Regions from separate parts of the Homo sapiens genome. Here regions 2, 3, 4 and 5 are each linked to region 1. A link is a contact called in ENCODE Hi-C or POLR2A ChIA-PET data. All regions are on one chromosome and are shown on one strand. Each heading gives the region's core, a stretch centred on a gene start or an enhancer-like site at or near the end of the contact. The rest is flanking DNA. Distances are from core to core; before and after follow the strand shown. Region 1 holds the start of LBH (LBH regulator of Wnt signaling pathway). Region 2 holds the start of SLC30A6-DT (SLC30A6 divergent transcript). Region 3 holds the start of SPAST (spastin). Region 4 holds the start of FOSL2 (FOS like 2, AP-1 transcription factor subunit). Region 5 overlaps TOGARAM2 (TOG array regulator of axonemal microtubules 2).

Evidence for each region. Hi-C counts contacts between places; a loop is a spot of excess contacts on that map. ChIA-PET counts read pairs that join two places held with the same protein, here RNA polymerase II (POLR2A). Pooled maps may share reads with other maps.
Region 2: a loop to region 1 is called in a pooled map, with 13 times the contacts of the local background. The contact joins the promoter of SLC30A6-DT here to the promoter of LBH in region 1. A Hi-C loop is called at or near these places in 7 of 50 pooled maps. POLR2A ChIA-PET finds 5 or more read pairs at or near these places in 2 of 52 experiments (T-cell and naive thymus-derived CD4-positive, alpha-beta T cell).
Region 3: a map of CD8-positive, alpha-beta T cell shows a loop between it and region 1 (12-fold over the local background). The contact joins the promoter of SPAST here to the promoter of LBH in region 1. A Hi-C loop is called at or near these places in 1 of 168 maps with a recorded cell type or tissue (CD8-positive, alpha-beta T cell), 1 of 37 single-sample maps with no recorded cell type and 8 of 50 pooled maps. POLR2A ChIA-PET finds 5 or more read pairs at or near these places in 1 of 52 experiments (K562).
Region 4: a loop to region 1 is called in a pooled map, with 5 times the contacts of the local background. The contact joins the promoter of FOSL2 here to the promoter of LBH in region 1. A Hi-C loop is called at or near these places in 7 of 50 pooled maps.
Region 5: a loop to region 1 is called in a map of natural killer cell, with 7 times the contacts of the local background. The contact joins the enhancer-like site here to the promoter of LBH in region 1. A Hi-C loop is called at or near these places in 1 of 168 maps with a recorded cell type or tissue (natural killer cell) and 4 of 50 pooled maps. POLR2A ChIA-PET finds 5 or more read pairs at or near these places in 1 of 52 experiments (WTC11).

What each region holds. Positions count from the first base shown.
Region 1 is chr2:30,229,871-30,233,813 of GRCh38, reverse strand. LBH (LBH regulator of Wnt signaling pathway) reads right to left here and starts at 2,280. Exons shown (of 3, transcript NM_030915.4): 1 at 2,050-2,280. The coding sequence starts at 2,075. RefSeq lists silencers at 1,281-1,340, 1,351-1,550, 1,941-2,030, 2,231-2,780 and enhancers at 2,584-3,098, 3,099-3,614.
Region 2 is chr2:32,163,875-32,167,817 of GRCh38, reverse strand. SLC30A6-DT (SLC30A6 divergent transcript) reads left to right here and starts at 2,079. Exons shown (of 1, transcript NR_185886.1): 1 at 2,079-2,777. SLC30A6 (solute carrier family 30 member 6) reads right to left here and starts at 1,954. Exons shown (of 14, transcript NM_017964.5): 1 at 1,915-1,954. The coding sequence starts at 1,917. RefSeq lists an enhancer at 118-634.
Region 3 is chr2:32,061,379-32,065,321 of GRCh38, reverse strand. It overlaps SPAST (spastin), which reads right to left and starts at 1,766. Exons shown (of 17, transcript NM_014946.4): 1 at 1,076-1,766. The coding sequence starts at 1,490. RefSeq lists silencers at 903-1,032, 1,063-1,482, 1,543-1,682 and enhancers at 1,054-1,854, 1,903-1,972.
Region 4 is chr2:28,390,731-28,394,673 of GRCh38, reverse strand. FOSL2 (FOS like 2, AP-1 transcription factor subunit) reads right to left here and starts at 1,816. Exons shown (of 4, transcript NM_005253.4): 1 at 852-1,816. The coding sequence starts at 953. FOSL2-AS1 (FOSL2 antisense RNA 1) reads left to right here and starts at 2. Exons shown (of 2, transcript NR_103831.1): 1 at 2-126. RefSeq lists enhancers at 1-198, 199-699, 855-1,786 and silencers at 817-993, 1,480-2,599.
Region 5 is chr2:29,007,779-29,011,721 of GRCh38, reverse strand. It overlaps TOGARAM2 (TOG array regulator of axonemal microtubules 2), which reads right to left. Exons shown (of 20, transcript NM_199280.4): 7 at 221-267. Among named protein-coding and RNA genes, the nearest start is that of TOGARAM2, 28 kb to the right of the region's middle. RefSeq lists an enhancer at 431-560. Within about 2 kb of position 1,934, at least 3 of the 41 ENCODE cell types and tissues checked have a DNase peak (open chromatin) inside an H3K27ac peak, as active enhancers do; they include natural killer cell, where a contact is called at or near this core.

The DNA.
Region 1 (3,943 bases), core at 1,031-3,530:
TGCCATCCATCCCCTTTCTCTAGCCCCAGACACAGCAGCTGCATGCTCACAGCTTGAAAAACATCCCCTGGATTAAAAGCCTTAAGGATACCCGACTCTGACTGCAAAGGAAATTTCCAGAGGGGCCAAGCTGGCCCACCAATGGCTGACATGTGAAAGTGCCTTGTACTCTCTAAGCAGGATACGAATATTCCCTTATCCTTGCACAAACTCTGGGCACATACAGGATCCCGTGCACATAATGCTGAACATAAGCACCAAATACAGGTACCTGCTACACAGCACCCAATGCTTTCCACCATCGTGCCTGTGCACATGGTTTAAAACAAAAATATGGGGGAGTCTTTTGAGGGACAGTATCTAAGGAAACAGGGGTACCAGATGCCTCTTCAATTGTATGGTTACTACATAGATAAGAAATGACACTGGATTTAGAAACAGAAGCAATAGGTTCTAGGCTCTGCCCCTCAAGAACTGTGTGATCTTGAACAGGTCCTGTAACTTCTCTGAGCCACAAGTGTCCTGTTTGTCTGTTACTCTGATGCTAATAGTGCATACCTCACAGTTAGGTTAAGGGCTAATGTCTGCATAAAAGCATTGCAAGCTGCAAAGTGCTAATCGATGAAATAAACTTAAACCTTAATTTCTCATAATATTCTTAATGGGTCCAAACACCCACCTTGGCAAATTTTGAGCAGCCAAAGGCACAAAGCCTCCAACAGCCTTCAAAGCTTCACCTATAATAAGGCACCTAGCTGCTCACACACCACGGGAGAGGCAAGGGAGGGGCACCCACAAGAAGGGTACACAAGCCTCGGGGTGGGGGAACTTGAACTGTTGAGAGAGGGAAGTTCAGTCCCCTCTCTAAACACTGCCAGGCTGGGACGGATGGGGGCAGGGAGACTAACAGAAGATGCGGGGCTTTGCGGCAAGTTTAGGTTCGGGAGCTGGGCCCTGCAAAGGCAGTTTCCTCCCGGGTCTTGGAAAGGCTGCTGGCGACCTCCAAAGAAAGGAGCCAGAAGAGCGCACGCAGGGTGAAGAGTCTGACGTAGGGGCGGCTCTTCCTCGCTCGGGGCTGTGGCGCCGGCCCGAAAAGTTGAAGCGAGAAGCATGAACTTTCCGCTTCTTGGGCCAGGCCGGACCCCGCCGCGGCTTGCGCCGGTTTTCCCTTCGCTCAGCGCCTGCCGGAGACTCGGGGCCGAGCTCCCCACGTCCGCACCTGAGAGCGCGCTCCGGGGCTGCCGGCGCTCGCCCCCGGCCGCTTCTCCTCTAACCCAGAGCAGGAAGGAAGAAACTGCCAGCAAGGAAGTCCCAGCAGTCAGGGGCCTGCCTCTCTCTGCATCCCTCCCGGCTCCGATCCCCAGTCCGGGGCAAACCTCCGACGCCCCGCGCCCGGCCCGGGCTCCTTCCCCTTCAGCACGGCGAAGGCGGCTCCTCCCAGTCCCGGCCCCCACCAATGTGCGTCGGTTTTTAGGGGCGGTGGAGAGGGCAGGGGTTGAGAGGCTGCAGCGCGTGCCCTGCTGCTTGTGGCTTTAGTGGGGTTACGTGTGGGGAGAGCGTTTCCCGCCCCCCACCCCCCCGGAGCTCTGCAAACCCTGCGGCCGCACCAGCTCAGCCCCGCTGCTGCCGGCCTCGACGTTGAGACTTGCATGCAAACAAAAAGAAAAAGAGGAGGGGCCCGGGAAGAGCAGGAGCCCCCCTGCGCCAAGTGGGGCGCGCGCCTCCTGCAGCTCTCCGCATAGGGTGGTTTCATTGGGGGGGATTCACACGTGACCCCTGGCTCCCCCGCCAACCAATACAAACCCTCCGGCCGTCACTTAGGTGAGGGCTCCGAGTTCACGTCCTTTGTCTGGATGTTCTCAGCACCCCCTCCCCCCACCCCCACCTTTGCAACCTTGACGTTGACTCCTGCACGGGCTCGGGCGGCGGGTTAGCGCTGAGCGCCCGCGCCGCCGGCTGCCCTCGCACCCGGAGCCGGCACGAAGCAGGCGCCCGGGCCCGCAGCCACCGCCGCGAGACAGACGCCCGCCGCAGGCGCAGGGTACTCACCAGTGAATGGGGAAATATATAGACATGAAGTCCTAGGGCAGGCTGACACACGCCCCTGTGATTTAAAAACGGTCCCTGCGTCCCGAGTGAGGATGACACGGGCGCAGACGGGCACGGCAGGCGGCCGAGTGCGGACACCGGGCGCTCGCCGTCCGCCTTCCCAGGACAGCCCCACGGCTAGCGACGTCGGCAAGGTGGACACAACTCCCCGCTCTCCACTGAGCACTCAGCCCCACAAAGAGCCCGGGAAGCCGTATTTATAGGGGCGGGGGCGGGGCTTGGCCCCGAGAGGCCCCGCCCTCCCTCGCCCACTCCTGGAATAACGTCACCAAAATCATGAATGGCTTCAGCGCTCGCAGCTCCGGCGGGCGGCGGCTCGGGGGCGCGCTCGGCTCTGCTCCCGGGGCCGTGGTTCGCTGCGGCTGCGAGCCCGGCCCCCTCCCGCCGCTCTCCCACGCGCACACGCGCTCACTCGCACCGGCCCGGACTCCGCGTCCGCGCCGCTTCCCGCTCACAGCCCCCTCCACGCACACCCCGAACTCCAGCGCGGCGGAGGTGGGCGCAAGGAGGGCGCGGGGGCCGCTCGGGACATGACAGCTCGGCGGCTGCTCTGCGCCGGGGTAGGGCACCCGCCACTCCTCCACCCCAGCCGCCCGGCGCCAGCGCCCTCCTTCCCATCCACTGGCTGTCCCCAGCCCACCTCGGACCCCTCTGAAGCGTTTGTTCCCCATACTAGGCCTCTCTCTGGAATCCTCGCCCGCAGCCTTGCGATCAGCGAGGGGAAACAAGAGCATGGTTAAAGAAGAAGCGGTGGGAAGGTGGCAGAGACGCGGAGCCGGGGGACCGAGTGCCCACGGGGCGCGTTGGCTTGCGAAGGGCTGGTCTGCAGCCCTGAGTTCCGTGGAAGGTTTTATTTGTGGGAGCAAGGATGTGGTGTCGTCCTGGGTAGGATTTTTCCATTGGAGACACACATACGCCCGGTCTGCAGCGGGGGCAGAAGGTGTGGGCGGGCGGTGTGCACGCCGCCCCCCATCCTTGACTCCCACGTCTTCTCCGAGGAGTCGCTCATGACAGCAGAAACAAAGAGCTTTAGCCGAACGCCTCCCACACTGCCCAGGAATTGCAGCTCTGGGCGTCTGTCCAGGCAGTCAAAGCTGCGCAGCCCCCCAGAGCCACATGATGGGAGTCTCACTCGGGACCCAGCGCTGCCGCTCTGTGGCCTCCGCTTCAATCACGCCTGTAAAATGGCTTTAGAACCCTCACCTACCTGTGTATAGGGGCTGAGGAAAGGGGGCGCGGGGAGATCAAAAACTAAGCAAAATTAAATTGGCTTTGAAGTGAATCAGCTTTTTAAAAGAAAGGCAGTGAGTGTATTGAATCCGTATATATGTACTTGAAAGTGGAAACGCATAGCTTATCTCAGGCAAAAGGATGACAGAATTAATGGCGAAGGTTCGACAGGGGTAGGACCCTGAAGGAAGCCGTGAGAGAAGACCCTCATAATTTTCATCAGTCCCCGCAAAACCAGCCCAAACAAAAATTATAAGAATTGATGAGAATAATTTATTTAAAAATAACTGGGCTATTTTCAATCACTTATATGCTTATATGTACAACCTGAGTTAAAATAGTGTGCTTCCTATGAAAACACAGCTTCATGACAAGCCCCTGGCTGCCCCCTCCAACCAGAGAAATTCCCCCACCTCCCAAGCTAAACGCATTCTCTTCCTCTGGGGGTGTTGCCTGATGGAGGGGCTAAACGGGAGATGCTGCAGGGATGGGGTTATTGTTGATGTCCTGCACAGAGGGTGGGGAAGCTTCTCAGTGTCACTAGCCAGGTGTGGCACATTGTCATCTAGGCAGCCACAGGAGACGCCAATGCTTGGAGAGCTAG
Region 2 (3,943 bases), core at 830-3,329, 1.9 Mb before region 1:
TGTATAATCTGAAAGACCTCTGAATTTTAAGTCTCTTATCCCTTTATCTTCAACTCCCTTCAAATCATCAGTATTATAGGCAAGTTAAGTTTCTATTGTATGTATTCGTTTTGTGCAGCTTTATGTAACAAAACTGGTGTGTGTGTGTGTGTGTTTGTGCATATAAAAGCACAAGGTACCACCAGAGCACAAAGGAGAAGCAACTAAGAGGATACTGGAACATGAGGGAAAGGTTCATGAAAAATAATTAAGGATATATAAGGGTTATTCTGATAAGGACAGCCGATAGAGAACAGAGAACAATTCTGGGGATGGAAGAGCATATGCAAATTAGGTACAAAGGCTCAATTAATACAGCATGATTTGCAAGCTATTCACTGTGGCTGAAATACGGATGTTGCATACATGTATGCATTAAAAAAAAAAAAAAAAAAAGAGTTTGTGGCCTGGCACGGTGGCTCACGCCTGTAATCCCAGCACTTTGGGAGGCAGAGGCGGGAGGATCACCTGAGGTCAGGAGTTCGCGATCAGCCTGACCAACATGGAGAAACCCCGTCTCTACTAAAAATACAAAATTAGCCAGGCGTGGTGGCGCATTCCTGTAATCCCAGCTGCTCGGGAAGGTGAGGCAGGAGAATCGCTTGAACCCGGGAGGCGGAAGTTGTGGTGAGCCGCGATCGCGCCATTGCACTCCAGCCTGGGCAACAAGAGTGGAACTCCGTCTCGAAAACAACAACAAAAAAAGAGGCTGTAAAAGTAAGAAGCTTGATAATGAGTGGCTTTGTATGCCATGCTAAACAGGACTTTATCTTGAGTGCTACAGAAAAAAAAAAAAGGAGAAAATTTGAGTAAGGGAGTGATGTGGTCAAATTTTAGAAATATAACTCTGGCTACAGGCTTCACAATGGTGAATGTTTTGAAGAAGAGCGTAACTGAAGGCTATTTGATCATTAGCCAAAAAGTGTAAACTTTTACCCATTTTCTGTGTGCAAAAGGATTACAGAAAATTTACAAAACATAAAGTGTGTGAATGAGGCATTTTCCCGACCATATCCACTTAAGTAAAAAACTTAGTACAGTGACAAAAGCTTAGGCACAGAAATGTGGTCTCTTTCTCATACGTAGGCTATCAATAAGTACTCCATAAATTTTTCTAATAAATGCATTTTCAAAAGGCACACGCCACTTGGACACTTCAAATCCCAACCAACTGCTTATCTTTAAAGTTCAGAGCTATATATTTGAGCTCTAAAGGCAAAGAATGACTAATTCTAACAAATTTGAGAGAAAACACCATATCCCAACAACCATAACGTCTACTGGGTCTTCCATTAGTTTCTACAAACCCAGAAATAAAGCAGCAATAAAATGTCCTACCAACACCTTGACTTTCTGTAGTTACTGCGCTTATGAAATTTGCTGCCGTAATCAGGCTACTTAATATTTAGTAAAGCCAAGTTGCAGAGTGAGACGTCTGCCCTAAAACCCTATTACTAACCTTTTTTTTTTTTTTCCGCTGGCGTTATCGCCACTGCTCTAAGAATCACTATTACAGTTGTTGCTGTGGACTTGTTTTCAGATCTTTTGTTGGTGGCCTAGTTGTTGACGCTGGCAAAAACTTTTATTACCTTAAAGAAATCTCGGCAGAGGGAAGTCAGAAACTCGCCAGGAGCTGAAAGCTCTGCCTGCAGCGGGGCCTAGATCGTGAGCGCCTGCGGAACAGGTGAGGGACCGAAAGGGACCAGAACTCTGAAGGGGAACATTTTGGGAGACAGCCGCTCCTGCCAAGGGGCCCGACTTCAACTCCAATGACCCCTCCTCTGGGTGGCTGAGGGATTTCAAGGTCGCTTCGGGACCAAATAAGATAAACCGAATCAGCTACAGCCGAAACCCTCACCCCAACAGCCAACTCACCATGATAAGGAGCTGCACAGCTCCCGCCGGAAGCCGTTCTGGGTGCTCGAGTTTTCCCAGAACGGAAGGGGTGGGGCACCAGTGGGCGATTGGCTGTGAGGAAAGCGTGGGAGGAAGTGCGTGCTCTGGCCTCCGGCTTCCGTCCCCTTCCCGGCTGTCCCTGCACTCCGTGGCGGAAGGCGGCTAGAGCGGCTCCCTCTGAGCTCTCCGAGAGATTGGTCGGGACCTGAAGCGTTGAGGTTAAGGGCAAGGCAAGGAGCAACGAGGAGTTTTTCGTTACGTTAGAAAAATTTCGTTGCGTGCTGAAGCGCTTTTACCTGTGTTGTATGATTTAACCTTATGAAAATGGACAGTATTCCAGTTTTACAAGTGAGGAAAGAAGATTAAGAAACTTGCCTCCGCCAGGCGTGGTGGTTCACTCCTGTAATCCCAGCACTTTCGGCGGCGAGGCAGGCGGATCACTTGAGGTCAGGAGTTCGAGACCAGCCTGGCCAACATGGTGAAACCCCGGCTCTACTAAAAATGCAAAAATTAGCCGGGCGTAGTGGCACGCGCCTGTAATCCCAGCTACTCTGGAGGCTGAGGCAGGAGAATCGCTTGAACCTAGGAGGCGGAGGTTGCAGTGAGCCGAGATCGCGCCACTACACTCCAGCCTGGGCGACAGCGCGAGACTCCGTCTCAAAAAAAAGAAACTTGCCTTGAGTCCTACATATAGTTTGCTGTAGTAGCAGAATTTGAACTCGGACCGACTAATGGTCTACTTAATAAAATGCTATTTGGATTCTCTATAAAATTAATAATATAGAAGTAATGTTAATTATAGAAAACTTGGAAAATATTAAATTCATTCGATAAAGATTGAATATGTAGCACGTGTGTTTGTCAGATACTGGTCTCGTGAAAATTATATTCTGGTAGGGAAGACAGAAAACAAGTAGGGATAAAGAAATTTTTAAAAGATATTCATAAGTAGTGTCGTGTAGAAAACTGGGTATAGGTTGAGTATCCTTCATCCCAAATGCTTAAGACCAGAACTGTTTCAGATTGTGGCTCTTTATCTTGGGGATGGGGCCAGAGGCTAAACTTGAAATTCATTTATGTTTCGTATACACCTTATGCACATAGCCTCAGGGTAATTTTATGCAATTTTAAAAATTGTGTGTGTATCAAACAAAATTTTGACTACAGCTTTTTACATGCGGTCAGGTGTGGAATTTTCCACTGTGGCATCGTGTTGATGATCAAAAAGTTTTGATTTTGGAGCATTTTAATTTCAGATGGTTGGATTAGGGTTGCTGAACATGTAATGGTATACAGAACAACTGAGTAGGTGTGGTGCTCACGTCTGTAATCCCAGCACTTTGGGAGGCCTAGGCGGGCGAATCACGAGGTCAGGAGTTTGAGACCAGCCTGGCCAACATGGTGAAACCCTGTCTGTACTAAAGATAAAAAAAATTAGCTGGGCGTAGTGGCGGGTGCCTGTAATCCCAGCTGCTAAGAAGGCTGAGGCAGGAGAATTGCTTGAACCCGGGAGGCAGAGGTTGCAGTGAGGCGAGATCGTGCCCCTGCTCTCCAGCCTGGGCAACAGTGCAACACTTCATCTCAAAAAAATAAATAAGAAGTAAAAAATAAATAAAATCGTAGGTATTATCATCTATCGACAATCTGTTCTCCACACTGCAGCCACAGTAATCTTTTTTAGTAGAGGAGAGGTCTTGCTATGTTGCGCAGGCTGGTCTGGAACTCCTGGGCTCAAGTGATCCTCCTGCCTCAGCCTCCCAAGATGCTAGCATTACAGGCATGAGCCAACACCCCTGTCCTATACCTAGGATTTAATGAACATTCAATATGTGGTAGGCAGTATTCTAAGAATTTGAGGCCAGGCACAGTGCCTCATGCCTGTAATCCCAGCACTTTGGGAGGCTGAGGCAGGCAGATCACTTGAGGTCAAGAGTTTGAGATCAGCCTGGCCAACATGGCAAAACCCCGTCTCTACTAAAAATATAAAACTTAGCCGGGTGTGGTGGCA
Region 3 (3,943 bases), core at 517-3,016, 1.8 Mb before region 1:
TTAAGGCCAGGCGCGGTGGCTCATGCCTGTATTACCAGCACTTTGGGAGGCCGAGGCGACCCGATCACGAGGTCAGGAGATGGAGACCATCCTGGCCAACATGGTGAAATCCCTACTCTACTAAAAATACAAAAATTAGCCAGGCGTGGTGGTGCGTGCCTGTAATCCCAGCTACTCGGGAGGCTGAGGCAGGAGAATCGCTGGAACCAGGGAGTCGGAGGTTGCAGTGAGCCGAGACTGCACCATTGCACTCCAGCTTGGGCGACAGGGCGAGATTCCGTCTCAAAAAAAAAAAAAAGTTAGCTTAAAAGAAACCCGAAAGATGTAGTATCCTTGCTTTCATTCAGAAACATACATAGTTGTTTTAGGTTTTACTGTAAAGTGGTATGTTTAAGTTTACGCAATCCATTCATCAAACATTTCAACTTGGAAATTAAAGGCTACTTTGGAATACTGTTTTAATTAAAATCAAAGCAACAGGGGGAAAAGTTTTATGCTAAATATAACTTCATTGAAAAAGTATTCAGGAATCGTTGTACTGATAAAATGATTATCTTGATTAAAATGATGCAAATTCAACTGCAGTCATATGCAGCTATTTCTTTCAAAATTGTCACCATTTGTTCTTTTTTTCTGACACTACAATACTCTGCTTTCATTAAAAGCCAGTAAGGCGGCACTGCTTCTTCAATATCAAAACCTTTTGGAAACCTTGGTTCAGAGGAAGCTGCACACTCTTCACAGTGCTAGAAAGGATCAGTGTGGTCACTCTAGGACAAATGTCACTGTCATCAACACGTCTGGGTGTCTCATAGTGACCTGGGTCATGCAGAAGTGTGGGGGAAGGCTGGTGTCTGAAACAAAGTCGACAGCTACAGTGCCCTGAAAGGGGAGAGGTTTTAAGAATACTAGAAGATGAGGCTCCGACCTACGGGAAAGCAGTCTCCCGGGGCATATCAATTCCGGGGGTGCACCGTCCCCTCCCGCAGAAAAGGGACGCAGGTGTTGCCCTCCCCCGGCGACCCCACCGCCTTCTTCCCGGCGCCGCCGCCCCCTCCCCCAGCCCCCTAGTTACCTTTCTCATCCTCATCGATGCGCAGGGCAATGGAGATGTACTCGAAGGCCTGTTTGTGGAAGACTCGGACGCGCTCGGCCTCGCCGCCCGGCACCGGCGCCGGGGCCGAGGCCGAGGCAGGTGCTGGCGCGGCCCCGGAGCTCCTCTTGGCTGCCATGAGGGCGCGGGAGAAGCGCTGGCAGAGCCACACGAAGAGGAGCCCCAGGTGGAAGGCGACCAAACGCAGCAGCGCGAAGCCTACAAACAGCGGGTAGGAGAAATAGTACAGGTTCCGCTTATGCGGCGACTCGGGCGGAGGGGCCGGCCCGGCGGCGGGAGGGGCGGGGGCCAGGCAAGGGGGCGGAGGCCTGGGAGGCACCGGGTTGCTGGCGCCGCCGGAGCCTTTCTTCTTCCCTCGTCCACCCGGAGAATTCATTCACAGCTCTCACTGCCGCCGCCGCCATAACCCGCCTCCCGCAGACCGACGGGAACCAAGCGACGGCGGCAGCCACTGCTACGGCGGGGGCCACAGACCCCCGTGTGCCCGCCGGTCTCAGGAGCTCCGCACTGCCGCACGCTGCCCGCCGGCCCCGCCCCTTTCTCCTTCCTCGGCCAGGAGCACAACCCCTTCTCCTCCTGCAGTCGGTGGCTCGGGCCCCTCCCTTCCTGTCGCTGTCCTCTCCGCCGCCTGGTGGCTCCCAGCGGCGGCCGCGCACGCGCACGTCTTCCCGTGTTTTTCTCCGGCGCGCGCGCGCACGGCGCGTCTTTGTTGACCGGGGCCCCTGTACGCGTGTGCGGCCCCCGCCTCTCGGCTTTCCCACTCAACTACAGTTCCCAATGTGCAGTTCGGCTCACGTCGGCAGCCCTGGAGAGCTCCTGCCAGGAAGCCTTCGTAATCGATCCACGGAAGGGGGAATTGCGGCTTGGGGTCGCTCTGCTGGTTCGCTAGGCTCCTCTCTCAGTGTCGTCGTTTTCTTAGATTTCTTTCATCTTTTTCTGCCAGGCGACCTAAGTCTTCTCCGAAGGATAATTGGCCCATCTCAGAAGCAATGGATATCAATCTGGGAATTAAATTAGCCGGGCGTGGGGGCGCGCGCCTGTAGTCCCAGCTGGTTGGAAGGCTAAGGCCGGAGAATCGCTTGAACTCGGGAGGCAGAGGCTGCAAGTGAGCTGAGATCGCGCCACTGCACTCCAGCCTGGGCGACAGAGCGAGACTCCGTCTCCAGAAAAAATAAAATAAAAATTTAAAATCTGGGAATTATTTGAGAGGAAAGCAATTGTGAAGATAAGAAACTTCAGGTCACTGCAAACAACAGCAACAAAAATGTTAGCTCAGTGTGATGAGATCAACTAACCCAGGGGTTTAACTAAATTAGTGCATATTTAGATGTCTAATATGAAAGATAATTTATTTGAATAAGGGAAATCTTAGGTTTTGCATAGTTACCATCCCATAGTTTACTGAAGAATCTACACTTTTTTTTTAATCTACTCAGCATCCCTTCCTTTGGGAAACTACCTGCTTGTCTCTGCTCCCTGTATTCTAATGAGCTGCAAGCACAGAACCCAGACCGCAAAGGCGGAAGCAAACACTAGGTCAGTCAGATTCTCCTGGGACCTGGAATCTTGGCTGGAGACCCACCGAATAGAAAGTAACTGGAAACGAGTGCTCTTAAGAGCGGGTTTATCAATGCATCACATTGAGCTCCCCCAGAGCTGCTGGGTTCCTGACTGGTCACTTGGTTATGTAATCTATCCAATACACTAATCAGTCTGTTTCTCTGTTTCTCTCTTCCTCTCTCCTTTCCCCCTTCCTTCCTTTCGTCTTTTCCTCTCTCTCCCTCTCTCTCTATCTCCACGTCTTTTTTCTCTTCTCTTTCTCTTTTTACTTGAGTTAGCCATAATTATTTCTTGTTTCCTAAAACTAAGGAAGCCAAACTGATAAAAAGACTCCGTTATTTACAATGTGAGGTTTCCAAATGCCCCATGAGAGCTTCCAGCTTCCAAGAATCTCCACATTCTGCCACAGCTTTATTTTTTTATTTTTTGGACAGGGTTTCACTCCATTGCCCAGGCTGGAGTGCAGTGGCGCAAACAACATGACTCACTGCAACCTCCACCTCCCTGGCTCAGGTGATCCTTCCACCTCAGCCTCCCGAGTAGCTGGGATCACAGGCACACGCCACTGGGCCCGACTAATTTTTGTATTCTTTATAGAGCCAGGGTTTCACCATGTTGCCCAGGCTGGTCTCCAACTCCTGGGCTCAAGCAATCCGCCTGCCTCAGCCTTCCAAAGTGTTGGGATTACAGGCATGAGCCACCCCATCGCGCCCCCAGCTAATTTTTTTACTTTTTTGTTGAGACAGGGTCTTGCTATGTTTCCCAGGTTGGTCTTGAATTCCTGGGCTCAAGCAACCTGCCCGCCTCGGCCTCCCAAAGTGCTGGGATTACAGGCATGAGCCACAGCACCAGCCAATTTTACTTAATTATTCCCCGCCAGTACTGCCCTACAAATGTCACAGGCTATTGCAAAAATGACCTACTCCCTGTTTCCCTCTTATTGCTCCCCCTTCTCTGTGCTTATGCTAGACCCTCATTCTGAAATGCCCTCTTTCGGCCGGGTGTGGTGGCTCACGCCTGTAATCCCAGAACTTTGGGAGCCGAGGCGAGCAGATCACCGGAGGTCAGGAGTTCAAGAGCAGCCTGGCTAACATGGCAAAACTCCCTCTATACTAAAAATACAAAAGTTAGACAGGTGCATTCCTGTGGTGGTGGTGCATTCCTGTAATCTCAACTAGTGCGAGGCTGAGGCAGGAGAATCACTTGAACCTGGGAGGCTGAGGCCGCGGTGAGCCAAGATCATGCCAATGCACTGCAGCCTGGGCGACA
Region 4 (3,943 bases), core at 567-3,066, 1.8 Mb after region 1:
CAGTGCAAACCAGTCCGGCTGCTTTAGAAACAAGTTGTTTTCTGCTTCCAGAACCACCCAGGAGCCTGCGTGATGTCTCTTCCCCCACCCGACCCCCTCTTCCCTCTGCCGGTCTCCTTGCTCCAGGTACCCCCAGACCCTCAAGGTGCTCCTTCGTTCCTGGGGGGCAGTGCAGCCTCCTGTCCGTGATCCTTACAGAAGACGGGTCGGCGGGGGGGCAGGCAGGCAGGCAGGGGGCACACAGGCGGCATGAGCCAACCAAGGCTGGCTTCTTCCTTCCTGACCTTCGCACCTGATTCCCAGAGCGGCAGCCCTCGCCCTCGCTCCAGATTACTTGAAGGAGTCCAACCATGTTTCTGGGTCCCCAACCCCTTTCAGAAAGGAGTTATGACTGATGGAGAACGGGGAGGAGAGAGAGAGGGCTTTCCTGAAGGAATAGGGTCCCAGGATGTCGAGAGGTGCCAGTGGGTGCAAAGATTTTCTTGTCTGTCCACCACCCAGAGAGAAGACGCGGGGCAGGGGTGGGGGGGGGGGGGCAGACACTGGGGAGGGGGAGTAGTTCTTGGAAGGAGGTAACAGGCTCCTGGTAGGGGGCCTACAATTCCAGGAGTCTATCTGGGTAAAATATAACGTGAGAGGAAAAGGGCATGTTGTCTCTTCAAGCCCACTCTCCAATCCCCTAGTTTAAAAGGGGGTGGGGGGGAAGGGGAGGACGAAAATCCAGAACTTACAACGGTGGCCCGTAGGTATTTTCTCGCCAAGAAAAAGAAAAGAAAGCAAAAGAGGCAGTGGCGGCGAGAAGAGGGCAGGGGTCCGCCCGCGCCGCCAGGTGCACCGGGGCCCGCACCTACCTGCTGGCCGCCGCCGCCGCTGGAGTAGGACTCGGCGTGCGCAGGAGAGCCGCTGCTGCCCCGGGACGAGGTGTCAAAGTTCCCGGGATAATCCTGGTACATGATCCGCGGTGGGGGCCGGAGAGGAAACAGGGTGTTTTTCTTCCCCCGCCCTCGCCGCGGCCGCGCACCGGCTGCTGCGCGCTCGTTCGTCCGCCGGCCGCGCCGCGGGCTCTGGGCTTCGCTCCTGGGTTTCTCCCCCACCGCGGAGGGCGAGGACAGGGAGGCGGCGACACCTCAGGAACAGCGTCCCCCGAGCGTCCCTTACAGCACTTCTTTCCGGCTCTGCGAGCGCCGCGGGACCAGTTGTCCACCCGATCCCTCCCTCTAAAAAGTCGGCGCGTCTCTCGGTCCCTCCCCTGCGCGCGCCCTCCCGCCCCCGCGCGCAGCCGGAGCTCAGCGGGGACCCACGGCCCAATCAAAAATTGGAAATTAAAAAAAAGATTAGGAGCCCAGCGAGCCTGGCCTGCCAGCCCTGGGGACCCCCGATTTCAGACAGGGCCAAAAAGGCGGAAAGAAAAGCTGTCCGCTGGGAGAAACTTCTGTTTCTTCCTTTTAGAAAAGGAGCCGGAGAATAAACTTCCCGTGGCCGACTCGCCGCCCGAGTTTCGGGGCGGCTCGGATACTTGACTAGGAGAAGGCGGCGTGCGCCCGTCCCGCGGCCCCGAGCGCGCCAGGGGGACAGCGGCTCGTGGGGCTCAAGTAGAGCTGGCGCTGAGAGGGACGCGGCCCCGCTCCCCGCTCCGGCGCCCAGACCCGCACCCCTTCCCCGGAGCCCGCTCCCGGACGGGCCCGCCTCGCCCGGCCGCGCCTCTCCCTCTCTCTCTCTCTCTCTCTCCCTCTTTCTGTCCCCGCCGAGCGCCGCTCGTTCGCTCGCTCGCTGGTTCGCTCGGAGCCCTAGCGCTCTGCCCGAGATGAGTCACTACAATGGCACGAGTTCAACTCACACTCTTTATTCTCCAGCCCTGTACCATGTGGATTCACTCACGTCAACCCCAGACTCCACCTTGCAGGGAGGAGCGCACGAGGAGGCGGGGGGAGGAGGCCGCGGAGGAGGAAGAGGCGCGGGAGGGGAGGAGGCGGGCGCAGCTCTCCCCTCCCAGCCCCGGCTCCCGGCCGCGCTGACGCCAACCGCGCACCCCGCGCGAGGAAGCCAGGCGGTGGCACGGGCGGGAGCGGGCGCCACGCACGGTTCGGAGGCGCCGAGGCAGCCCCGGCCCTCCCCAGTCCCCCGCTCACCCCCCGGGCCCAGCGCCCTTGGTCTGTTCCATTGGCGCACGTTGCCAAAGATGGTCATTTGCGTTAGAGGACGCGAGTGCGGGTTTCCTCGCTTTCGGGTGACGTGGAGGGAGAGGGATTCCCTCGCCCGCTCCCGAGTGCGCTGCGGCCTCTCCCCCGCCCTGGGAAGGGGCTCGGGGCGGGGCCCCGAGAGCGGCCGCGCGGGTCTCGCCTCCGGATTTTAGAAAATAATCACAGCCCTGACGGCGAGACGGGCGGTTCGGTGCGGCGCCACCGGGAGGCCGGGAGCCGGGCGCGCAGAGCCGCTCGCAGGGAGGGCGCGGCTGCGCGCGGTCGTAGGCGCCCTCCGCGGCGCCGCCGAGTGCAGCGGGCGCCCCGGGCGCGCAGGGTGCCCGCGCCGCCCTGCGGCCGGGTGTTGGCGGGGCACGGCGCCGGGCGGGGCTGGCCTGCCTATTTTTCCCTCCGTGGCGGTCTGCCTACCGGTTCCCTTTTTGTTTTTTGTTTTTCATGTTTTCGGTCCTACAGTTAATTCGTTAGGAGTAGCCTTGAAGATGAAATTAACCAGTCAAGACATTCCGGCCGCCCTATACGCCGGGCAATTAGGACGCATCTAATAAGAGTAATCGGGCGTTTATAAGCAAACTCCAGACTGTTACGAATTAAAAAAAAAAAAAAAAAGCCAGCGAGAGGGTGTGCCCCAACGTTGTCGTCTTCAGCTGTTTTGGAGCGAAGTTCAGGGCGCGGGTTGCCGGACATTTGGGTCCTCCTCCCTCGCTGGGCGGGGCTGGGAGGGGCGCGGCGCAGGGTACAGAGCACAGACCTTAGAGCAGGAACGCCCGGCTACGCTATTTACGAGCTGTGAGATCTTGGACGAATTCCTTAACCTCTCTGGGCCTCAGTTTCCTCCTATAAAGTGAAGGAGTTTGGAGACATGACCTTAGGCCCTTCTCTGCTCTGGAGCTCCAATCCTTCCGCTGAGATGATGGTGTGTGTGAATGGAGAAGTACTGTAGCGGAAGTCAGGGAACTTAGGTTTTGGTCCAGGGTCTGTGTTAGCCTCAGTTTACCCAATTCTTAAGTAGCGCCAGCCATCTGTACCCCACAGGGTCCTTATGAGGACCCAATGTTAAGAGGTGTTGAGAGTCCATTGCTGACAACTCGCTGTGCACCGTCACACAACTTCTGTCCTCAGTTTCCTTATCTGCAAAGTGGGGGTGTTGGTAGCAGAGAAAAATAGAGCCGGGAACGCGAAGCTTTCCTGGGGCTCTATATAAAGCGCTGGCATTTCCGGGACGGCTGGCGGCATCTGGCCGCCCCAAGGGCCCCAAGATACGGTAATCCCAAACAATACTCGGGGTCATTGTTTACAGCTATAAAACACATTCTGTCCTGAACGCTATCCCCAAGGACGCGCGCGCGTGCGCGACGAGGCGAGGCCAGCCAGACTCCTCGCACCTCCGCTGCTGCCCGCTGGACAGAGTCCCCAACTCCGCAGGCCCAGGAGAGGGGTGTGGGGCAGGCGGACGCGCGCGCCGGCCGTGGGTGCTTTGCTTTTTTCTTCCCCCTCCCCATCCCTGCGTCCTGGCTTGCCTGGGTGTTTACGCGCCTCTCCCAGCAGGACTGAGTAAATGCAGTCCTTTGACGCAAAACGAATCAGTCCTTCCCCAGCGGCAGCAGCAAAACTCAGAAAACTGGGGGTGGGGGTAGGGACGGGAGGGGCACAGAAGAAATCGTGACATTTTCCCACTCGGTTCTCAGCCCCTCCCCGCGCCACGCGGGCCTCAGGCCGCCCTAGCCAAGTCTTGGGGGCTGCAA
Region 5 (3,943 bases), core at 685-3,184, 1.2 Mb after region 1:
AGAGCAGGTGTCAATAAATGTCACTTCTCTTCCACACCTCGCCCGGGCCCGCTGCCACCCTCCGGTTAGACCTCCGGTGACTTCAGCTTCCTGCTGTGAAATGAAGGGCCCAGACACAAGAGCTCTCAGATCTCCTCTGGCCCTAATTCTGTTTCCCTGACCCAGCCCAGGAATGTAGAGAGTCAAATAACAAAGGGAGGTGTGCATGGAAGATACGTACCCAGAGATGCAGGGGTCTTCTCCCGAGGCCCACTCCCCCGAGCCAATCTTAAAAGAACGGGGGAGAGAAAAGCATCATGAGGGATGGCCAGCCAGAGACACTGCTGGGGGAGCCCAGGGTGGCTCCAGGATGGGGCAATGGCCGAGATGGGGGACAGAGGGGACGGCACTGTTATCCCTGCAGAGGCTCTTGGCCCAGGATTCAAGCTGCAGGAGATACAGCTCCCTCTGCAAACACAAGGGCAGGCTGACCACCAGGCCAGGTTCAGCCCCATTTCCTGGCAGTGCAGCTCGCGCATTCCCCAGGAGGCTGACACCCACACAGAAACTGCTGACTTAAAGGAAGCCCCCACCCTCCCGCTGTGCTGCTTGGGCCTGTGGAGTTGACAGCAGCTGCAGTAAACAAGGGTAAACTGCCTCCCAGCTTAGACAGCACTGAGCTCAAGTTCTCCAAGCTGCCCCAACCCCGTGAGAGCTCAGTGACCCCTAAATAGTCCCACTCGTGATTGTAATCCCCATCCCAGGGCCTGGGGGGCGGAGCTGATCCCCTTTGCTGTGGCAGGAAGTCACCACTGTTTTGTACCAGAAGCTCAATCCCAATTACCCACAGGAGGGGGAAGACAGTGGCATCCCTGGCACTGGTTTTAATTGTAATTTCTTAAGTTGGAAGCACCATTTACTTATTCAACAGATATTTACTGAAGACCTACTATGTGTCAAGCACTATTCTAGACACTGGGAATGGAGCATCAATAAGACATGACACTCCCCGCCCTCCGGGAGCTCAGGTTCCCATGGAGACCAGCCCTGCAGCGTCCTACATGGCTTTCCCTTCTCGGTGGACATCAGGACCCACTGGGGGGCTGACAGAGTAACAAGCCACAGCAACAGGTCAGGAACACAATATCCCACACACTGGCCTCAGAGGATCACAGTCCAGGCCGGGCTGCAGGAGGGGCGGTAGGACAGCCCCCCTCAGTGCCTGCCTGGATGCAGGGGAACCCTGATCCTTGGGGACTGTGGAGGTCAGGGGAGTCCACAGGAGGAGCGGAGCTTCAACCTGGGCGTAGATCAGCCGGGATTCGCCATTGCTCCCAGGGCCAGGCCCAGCCTCTTGGGTCTGGACCCACAGGGAGGGATCGTGTGGGCTGGAGATAGTAAGCGAATGCTCCAGGGCACCCCTGACCTGGGGAGCTCGCCCACTAGGCCTTTGCCATTGTAACCCACCACTGCTTAACCACTGCCCAACGGCACTAAGAGGATTGGAGGCGGGCGGGGAGGGGAAGTGGAGCATCAAAGTCCACACAGTTGCCCTTGGCTTCTATGAGCTCATGGAGGTCCCAGGCTGCCTGAGGTGAGCACAGGATGCCAAAAACCCCAATGCTTATGCCTCGGCTTTGCCCCTGGGGCCCTGAGCTGCAGCCTCCCCCGCTCTGCGCCCCCCCAACACACACACACACACACACACACACACCTGCTCTGAGCAAGGGATTTGGCCTCAGAGGACTTGGCGCAGCTTCTCTTAAGCTGTGGACCCTGGGGAAGCCTCTTGCCCTCCCCTTCTCTAGCGACCCCACAGCAGAAAGGACTGAGGCCAAGACAGGCCATGCCGATCAGGGCCCCTGCCTTCCTGCACGTGGCAGCCCCGCCCCACCCTGTGCGAACCTCACAGAAAACCCACCACCGCTCAGGCTCCTCCGCAGGCCCCAAGGAGGTGGGTGGAGCAGGAGCAGCAAAGCCCTGTTTCCAGCAAGAGCCCCTCCCGGCTCCAACCCAAACGTCTAAGCATGTCCAAGAGTGGCCTCAGCACTGTCCCCAGCACCTGCCTCTTCTCCTATGCCCTGTCTCCAAGAAGGGTGCCAGTATCTGTCCAGTGGCTGAAGCCAGGAACCCCGGCATGGTCTCAGCTCCCCCATCTTCAGCCCACATCTACCCCGTGGCTTAGCCCTGCCATTCATCCCGCCCCGCCCCCACCTCTGCATCCTCAGCCCACAGACTCCCTGCCTCTGCCCTGCTCAGCCACCCTTTGCCTTCTCCCCGGATTCCTGCAGCAGCCCCACCTCCATCTACACGGTCCATGCCACTCTGAGGTTGCCAACATGGCCTTTCTAAGTCACAGCAGATGCCACTTTCACACCCGAAAGCCTTTGGTGGCACCTCCTTACAGGAGGATGAAGCTCCCACTTCTCAGTTGGCACACAGGCCCTTCACCCCCACCCCGCAGGCTGTCACGCAAGGATGCAGGGGCTCACTCCTCCTTCCGTCTCTCCCTCTTCCACCTCCATCTCCATCTCGCAAGTGTGCCCTCATCCTGCCCTGAGAAGTCTGCCTGGCATGATTCAGATCTCTTTCTCCTGGGTCACCAACATGACAGGCAGCCTTCGCCTACGCACCCACCTCTCTGAACTTCACCTTGATGACTTCCTGGCTGGAGCACACAGATTGTGACCTATGCACCTGGCACATAGTAGGTGCTTAACAGCTTTTAGGTGAGTAAACGGACAGATGGATGACTGAAATGGTAATAGAGCCTCCATCCCCTCCATTGGCTAGAGAGCCCCACATTGTCAACAAAGGGAAATCCATGTCACAAACCAAACAGGAAAGGACAGATATTTATTACGGAACTAATCCATGCCAGGTACCAATCCTGGCCCCACAGAAGCCACAGAGGTTTTTGACATATGGCCCCTGCCCTGTGGTGCTCCAAGTTAAAGAACAGAATGAGGTTTAAATAAAATAGGCTGGCCAGGTGCGGTGGCTTCTACCTGTAATCCCAGCACTTTGGGAGGCCGAGGTGGGCAGATCACCTGAGATCAGGAGTTCAGGACAAGCCTGGGCAACATGGTGAAAGCCCAGCTCTACTAAAAATACAAAAATTAGCCGGGCCTGGTGGTGCATGTCTGTAATCCTAGCTACTTGGGAGGCTGAGGCAGAAGAATTACTAGAACCAGGGAGGCAGAGGTTACAATAAGCAGAGATCGTGCCACTGCACTCCAGCCTGGGTAACAGAGCAAGACTCCATCTCAAAAAAATATATATATTTTTAATTGGCTGGGTGCAGTGGCTCACGCCTGTAATCCCAGCACTTTGGGAAGCCAAAGTGGGCAGATCACCTAAGGTCAGGAGTTCAAGACCAGCCTAACCAATGTGATGAAACTGCAGCTCTACTAAAATTACAAAATGTAGCCAGGCATGGTGGCATGCTCCTGTAGTCTCAGCTACTCGGGAGGCTGCGACAGAAGAATTGCTTGAACCCAGGAGGCAGAGGTTGCAGTGAGCCAAGATCGTGCCACTGCACTCCAGCCTGGGTGACAGAGTGAGACTCCATCTCAAAAAATAATAACAATAAAAAATAAAAAACAAATAAATAAAACAAAATAAATAAACAAAATAAATTTAAATAATCAAGATTTGCTTATTTTGTTTAATGGAAGGGAGGGGCTGAGGCAGTCCCTGGGCTGGATGCCTGTGGACAATGCAGAGAAGACCACTTCCCCTCCTTGCCGCCCTTTAAAGGGAGAGTAGGTAGACATGGAACAGTGGAGATGAAATGAATGGGTGGGGAAAGGGGTGAGAGGCTGTTGGGGTTGCAGAGATGGACGAGGGGAAGCACCATGTCCCCTCGTAAATGGATGGATGGATGAGTGAAATGGTAATAGGTCCTCAGGGTCTGGAGGGGTAAGAAGGCCCCACAGAACAAGCACTGGGGGACAGCGGGGAG